Regions from separate parts of the Homo sapiens genome. Here region 1 is linked to region 2. The links are chromatin contacts, found by Hi-C or POLR2A ChIA-PET in ENCODE. All regions are on one chromosome and are shown on one strand. The core of a region is the stretch at or near the end of the contact, and the rest is flanking DNA. Distances in the headings are between cores, read along the strand shown. Region 1 overlaps GALM (galactose mutarotase). Region 2 has its middle 23 kb from the start of GALM.

Region 1 (3,655 bases), core at 1,015-3,514, 39 kb before region 2:
AAAAGAGGACATTAGAGATATGAAAAATGGAATGGGTCTTTTTGTCTCTGGATGTGACTATATGAGGAGGTGATTCCTGGAGCTGTGGCCATGAGGGGACAAGCCTGAAGACAAAAGCCAAAATACTGAGGAAGCAGATGGAAAACTGGAAGAACCTGGGTCCTTAATGACATGTCTACCTGTCATGTACCACATGCTATTGCTTTTCATCTCGAATTCCCCCAGACCTGCTTTCATAACTCTTTCGGTAAAGTTTCTGTTGTTTTTTTGTTTGTTTGTTTTTATTGTTTATAAAAACACAGTCTCACTGTGTCATCCAAGATGGAGTCCAGTGGCGCAATCTTGGCTCACTGCAACCTCCGTCTCCTGGGTTCAAGCAATTCTCATGCCTCGGCCTCCTGATTAGCTGGGATTGCAGGCATCTACCACAACGCCCAGCTAATTTTTTGTATTTTTAGTGGAGACGGGTTTTTACCATGTTGGGCAGGTTGGTCTTGAACTCCTGACCTCAAGTGATCTGCCCACCTTGGCCTCCCAAGTGCTGGGATTACAGGCGTGAGCTGCCGCACCCAGCCTGTTTGTTTGTTTTTAGAGATGGGGGATCTCTCTATGTTGCCCGGTCTGGTCTTGAACTCCTGGGCTCCAGTGATGCTCCCACCTTGGCCTTCCAAAGTGCTGGGATTACAGGCATGAGCCACCACACCCAGGTCTTTAGGTAAAGTTTCAATAAAAAAAAAGTTATCCCAGTTTTGTGTTAGGCACAGGAAGGAACAGAAAAATAAAATAAAACAAAAAACGACCTGCAACCTACATACCTTTTATATTCTTTGACAAAGCCAGTTCTCCCCTCCTCCCCAGGTCTCCAACCCTCAAACTTAGAAGTGATGAGCAATACTTGGGCCCAAATAGAACAAAAATACCACTTATTAAATTTAAAAAACAAACAAAAATATATAAGATGAGCTGACTAATTTAAATATCAGGTTTTGAGCTATGTGCCTGGGGAGGGTTTGAGATATATGATAATGCTTCTCAAGGTATGGCAAGAGATATTCTGAAGATGCAGAGGCCCTTGACTCCAGGTCTGGCTTGGTGATCATCCACTCCTACCGGAGTGCCTTGGAAGGCTGGTGCCCCCATCCACCTTCAAACCTGAAGTTAGTGGCTGTGGATTCAAGCTACGCTTACTAAGATAGAGGTTGAAAATCCCTAATCTGAAAATCTAAAATCTGGGGCCAGGTGCGGTGGCTCACGCCTGTAATCCTAGCACTTTGGGAGGCTGAAGCGGGTGGATCACCCGAGGTCAGGAGTTCGAGACCAGCTTGGGCAACATGGTGAAACCCCATCTCTACCAAAAATACAAAAATTAGCTGGGCGTGGTCGTGGGCGCCTGTAATCCCAGCTACTAGGGAAGCTGAGGCAGGAGAATTGCTTGAACCCAGAAGGTGGAGGTTGCAGTGAGCCGAGATCGTGCCACTGCATTCCAGCCTGGGCAACAAGAGTGAAACTCCACCTCAAAAAAAAAAAGAGGACAATCTAAAATCTGAAATGCTCCAAAATCTGAGCTTTTTGAGTGCCAACATGACGCTCAGAAGTAGTCACTGGAGCATTCCAGATTTCGAGTTTTCAGATTAGGAATGCTGAACAAATAAGTATATATAACGCAAATATTCCAAAATCTGAAAATCTCCAAAATCCAAAACATTTCTGGCCTCAAGTATTTTGGATAAGGGATATTCAATCTGTGGTATACGGAAGGAAGTTCATTGACCGCGCTTTTGGGTGGGGTCTATGATCTAGGAAACTATTCAGCCTCTGAAAAGAGATTCAGAAATACCCGTCACTCCAAGTCCCTGCAGGATTGGAAGAGTCGTAAAAAGCCTTAGTAAACCTAACATTCCCATATTGTCTCCTTCATTGGAACACACTGGCAGATGGAATACTGCATGCATAATTTCTCTTTTTATTTCTAATCTATTCCTTTAGATCTCCCCTCCCTATTATTAAATAGGATGTCCTAAGTATGCAAAAAATGTAAAAAACAGAATTATCACCGAGTTTTTTACCTACATAAAACAATACTTTCTTCTATTTCTGTCGTTTGTTTCTGAACTTATTTTAAGAAGTAGATCCTCTTAGGTCTGAGGGTTTTTGTTTTGTTTTTGTCTTTTGTTTCGTTTTTAAGATTTTTTTTTTTTTTTTAAAGACGGAGTTTCACTCTTGTTGCTCAGGCTGGAGTGCAATGGCGCAGTCTCAGCTCACTGCAACCTCCGCCTTCCAGGTTCAAGTGATTCTCCTGTCTCAGCCTCCCGAATAGCTGGGATTACAGGCCCACGCTACCATGCCCAGCTTATGTTGTATTTTTAGTAGAGACGGGGTTTCACTATGTTGGTCAGGCTGGTCTCAAACTCCTAACCTCAGGTGATTCACTCATCTCGGCCTCCCAAAGTGCCGGGATTACAGGCATGAGCCACAGCACCTGGCCTTGTTTTTAAGATTTCAAGAAGGATGGTGAAAGTTCCTGAGGATAAGGAACCCGCAAGTGAAGGGTCAACTTTTTTAAAGGGAGAACTTTGGAAATTTTACAAGAACCAATTAACTCTGCAATTTGGGAAAATTCTAGAAAACAGAATCCAGCAGATCATCAGCAAACTCCTGAAACAGTATAAAAAGGTGAGATATTACTAGCTGACTGTGAACACCATCTTGCGGTAGAAAATCAGGCCAAAGTGAGTCAAGTATAGTAGACAATGATGAGTTCTTCAGATAAAGAGGAAGTAATAGATATAATCTACAGAGTTTAGCTAAGCTTTTTATTCTGTCTGATATGATATCCTCCTCAATGAGCTAAACTGTTACCTTTAGGAGGGAATGAGGTAGTTCAGAAGGGATCACTTAAGGGGGGTTGTCAGCAGCTCTACACCACTCTTATGTGGGCAGTTCAAGTGGTCCCCCACTGGGGTTTATCCCTCTGCTGGGTTGATTTTAGTGTCTTAACCAACAACTTCATAAAGGGCTTCTAACAGCAGCTGACAAATAGTAGGTAGTGTTATTACTATGAAATTGAGAATATGCCTTTATTAAGCTAAAAAAACCAGGTCTTCTAAATCCAAGTCCAGTGCTCTTTCCACGGTACTGCGCAGGGCAGGACTGGCCCACCCAAACCCCTGGGAGGAGCTGGCAGGCTCACAGGGGAAGCACACACATATTGGCAGCATATCTAAAGGAGCTGGACCATGCCCATTTCCAAAGCTCCAAGGGTGGAAGGCACCTTAATTGGAACAAATTTGCAGGGAGTAGACGTGGAATAAGGGAAGCAAATATAAGCACATGTTACAATTAGATTCTGAGAGGGAGTTCTTGAAACAGCTAGTTACTTGTCTGAAGCAAACGGGAAACAGGTACTTCTCTTGGCAGTACAATGTAATCATTCTGTCTTTCTCTATAATTTTCAATTATTGAGCACCTACTATAAGCCCTCTGCTGGGCCCTTTTCATCATCATGAGGGTGACCTCACTGCCACAGCAATTCCACACTACTCTGATCTCTCTAGCCACAGCCCAGGACATTCCACAAAGCACGAAGCAGGAAAGAAGAAACAAGTTCACTTACCTGGCCTGCCAGGTTGAAGTAAGAATGGTTGGTCAGGTTGAC
Region 2 (3,223 bases), core at 81-2,580:
TTTTTAAAACCATCTTTATCGAGATATAATTCACATACCATAAAATTCACCCATTTAAGGTGTACAATTCGATGGTTTTAGCATATTCATAGAACTGTGCAACTACCACCAAAATCCAAGTTTAGAATATTTCCATCATCTCCAAAAGGAACCCCCACCCCGTAGGAGTCAATCCTATCTGCACCCCAAACCCCACCGCCAGGCAACCGCTCATTTAATTTCTATTTGAGCAAAAATGTTTAAAAGAGCCAGATTTTCTGCTGGAAAGTCAGTAGAACACACTATAAAAATGAGCTGCAGGATAGATACTTAAATTTAAATATATCATGAAAGGCAATTCATTTACTGTAGGAGAGTTTTTTGTGAAGGAACTGATTCCATACCGCACATAGTGAAAGCAAAATTTCTAAGCACTTCATTTCTTTCCTCATTTCACTGTCCTAAATAATCATACTGTTTTCTAAATCTTGGCTGTCTTATAGTTCAGCCTTTCTTTAAGGTAAGTGAGATTTATAAAGACATAAAGTAGATATAAAATTACAAAACTCAAAAAGAAACTCAAGGTCTGGGGCCGGGCACAGTAGCTCACGCCTGTAATCCCAGCACTTTAGGAGGCTGAGGAGGGCGGATCAACTGAGGCCAACAGTTCGAGACCAGCCTGACCAATACGGTGAAACCCCGTCTCTACTAAAAACACAAAAATTAGCCAGGTGTGGTGGCGGGCGCCTGTAATCCCAGCTACTCCGGAGGCTGAGGCAGGAGAATCGCTTGAATCTGGGAGGTGGAGGTTGCAGTGAGCCAAGATCACACCACTGCACTCCAGCCTTGGCAATAAGAGCAAAACTCCATCTCAAAAAAAAAAAAAAAAAAAAAAAAAAAGAAAAGAAAGAAACTGAGGGTCTGATTATAAGTAAGGCTTTAGTTAAAAACAAAAAATTTACCCAACGCCAGAAGCGGCCAAACAAGCTGCTCATTGACAGTGACACTGGAGTCACGTGCCTTTTCTTCTCCCCTGGTATCTGTACAAGCCCTGTCCACTTTAAGTGTTATTCACAAGAGATAATCTACTGAAACGAAAACGAGCAAGGAAGCCTAAGACTCAAGAGTAATTGCTTTCATTATTGTTGCAACATTCCCTCTAACTGTCACATCCTCCACTCTGTACCTGTTGTGTTGAGATAAAAGAGAAAACAGGAAGTGAGGTTGTTATTTAGCACAGGCAAACGACTATCACCAAGAGGTTCCAGGGCCAAGGCTTTCTGGTCAGAGGTTGAGGAGATGTACAGAAAACCAGTTTTGTACCAGATAATAGTAGAAAAGAAAGCTGTGCCCAAACAGAAGCGAGGGGGCATCCCAGTGTGCTGCCTTTGATATTAAGTTACTACCACTTAAGGTAGACAGATCTTATTTACCCCTAACGACTGCAGATTTGAATCTTGTTCATTTGGTTTCAATCACGATCAGGCTACCGAGAGGTGACAGCGTACTGGCAGCCCTCGCTTGCTCTTGGCGCCTCCTCGGCCTTGGTACCCACACTGGCCGCGCTTGAGGAGACCTTCAGCCTGCCGCTGCACTGTGGGAGCCCCTCTCTGGGATGGCCAAGGCCGGAGCCATCTCCCTCTGCTTGTGGGGAGGTGTGGAGGAAGAAGTGCAGGCGGGAACTGAGGCTGCACGCGGCGCACGCGGGCCAGCGCGAGTTCCAGGTGGGCGCGGGCTCAACGGGCCCCGCACTCCGAGCAGCCGGCCGGCACCGCCAGCCCCAGGCAGTGAGGGGCTTAGCACCCGGGATAGCAGCTGCGGAGGGTGCCCTGGGTCCCCCAGCAGTGCTGGCCTGCCCGCACAGCGCTCGCTGGGCCTCAGCTGCCTCCTCGCGGGGCAGGGCTCTGGACTTGCGGCCTGCCATGCCTGAGACCCCCACCCCTGGTGGGCTCCAGCACGGCCGGAGCCTCCCTGATTGGCGCCACCCCATGCTCCGCCGCGCCCAGTTCCATCGAACCGCCCAAGGACTGAGGAGTGCTGGCAGCGCAGCATGGGACTGCACAGGCTCCTCCTGCGGCCCTGGGGAGGGATCCACTAGGTGAAGCCAGCTGGGCTCCCGAGGCGGGTGGGGACTTGGAGAACTTTTATGTCTAGCTGGAGGATTGTAAATGCACCAATCAGCACTTTGTGTCTAGCTCAATGTTTGTCAACACACCAATCAGTGCTCTGTGTCTAGCTAATCTAGTGGGGACTTGGAGAACATTTGTGTCTAGCTAAAGGATTGTAAACAGACCAATCAGCTCTCTGTAAAATGGACCAATCAGCAGGATATGGGTGGGATCAGATAAGGCAATAAAAGTAGGCTACCCGAGCCAGCAGCGGCAACCCCGTGGGGTCCCTTTCCACACTGTGGAAGTTTTGTCTTTTGGCTCTTTGCAATAAATCTTGTTGCTGCTCACTCTTTGGGTCTGCACTGCCCTTAAGATCTGTAACGCTCACTGTGAAGGTCAACAGCTTCACTCCTGAGGCTAGCGAGACCACGAATCCACTGGGAGGAATGAACAACTCCAGACGGGAGGAACAGACAACTCCAGACACGCCTTCTTAAGAGCTGTAACACTCACCACAAAGGTCTGCAGCTTCTCTCCTGAAGCCAGTGAGACCACGAACCCACCAGAAGGAAGAAACTCCAAACACGTCCAAACATCAGAAGGAACAAACGCCGAACACACCATCTTTAAGAACTGTAACACTCACTGCGAGGGTCCACGGCTTCATTCTTGAAGTCAGTGAGACCAAGAACTCACCAATTTCGGACACACTACCAAGTTTCTTTTTCTCTGAGCTATTTGTTTTCTTTTGCCTTTAATTATGATTGCTGTAGCAGAAAGACATTTTGTATCAGTTTGCTGTTTAAAATGACCCAGTAGGCTAGAGGAGGTGGTTCACGCCTGTAATCCTAGCACTTTGGAAGGCCTAGGGTGGTGGATCACTTGAGACCAGGAGTTCGAGACCAGCCTGGCCAACATGGCAAAACCCCATCTCTACTAAAAATACAAAAATTAGCCAGGCAGGGTGGCATGCCTGTAGTCCCAGCCACGTTGGCCACGCTGGTCTTGAACTTTTGACCTCAGGTGATTCACTTGCCTTGGCCTCCCAAAGTGCTGGGATTACAGGCGTGGGCCACCGCACCCGGCCATAATTTCAGGTTTGTTCTTGTACCCCAGAAATCATTCTTTGATGT

Evidence for each region. Hi-C counts contacts between places; a loop is a spot of excess contacts on that map. ChIA-PET counts read pairs that join two places held with the same protein, here RNA polymerase II (POLR2A). Pooled maps may share reads with other maps.
Region 1: a loop to region 2 is called in a map of HepG2, with 17 times the contacts of the local background. The contact joins two enhancer-like sites. A Hi-C loop is called at or near these places in 2 of 168 maps with a recorded cell type or tissue (CD4-positive, alpha-beta T cell and HepG2) and 8 of 50 pooled maps. POLR2A ChIA-PET finds 5 or more read pairs at or near these places in 18 of 52 experiments (AG04449, BJ, CD4-positive, alpha-beta T cell and 11 more).

The regions. Positions count from the first base shown.
Region 1 is chr2:38,681,445-38,685,099 of GRCh38, reverse strand. It overlaps GALM (galactose mutarotase), which reads right to left. Exons shown (of 7, transcript NM_138801.3): 3 at 3,614-3,655. LOC124905993 (a long non-coding RNA gene) reads left to right here. Exons shown (of 3, transcript XR_007086292.1): 3 at 1-1,217. Among named protein-coding and RNA genes, the nearest start is that of GALM, 17 kb to the right of the region's middle. Within about 2 kb of position 2,264, at least 3 of the 41 ENCODE cell types and tissues checked have a DNase peak (open chromatin) inside an H3K27ac peak, as active enhancers do; they include CD4-positive, alpha-beta T cell, where a contact is called at or near this core.
Region 2 is chr2:38,641,863-38,645,085 of GRCh38, reverse strand. No RefSeq gene overlaps it. Among named protein-coding and RNA genes, the nearest start is that of GALM, 23 kb to the left of the region's middle. RefSeq lists a cis regulatory region at 885-1,397. Within about 2 kb of position 1,330, at least 4 of the 41 ENCODE cell types and tissues checked have a DNase peak (open chromatin) inside an H3K27ac peak, as active enhancers do; they include CD4-positive, alpha-beta T cell, where a contact is called at or near this core.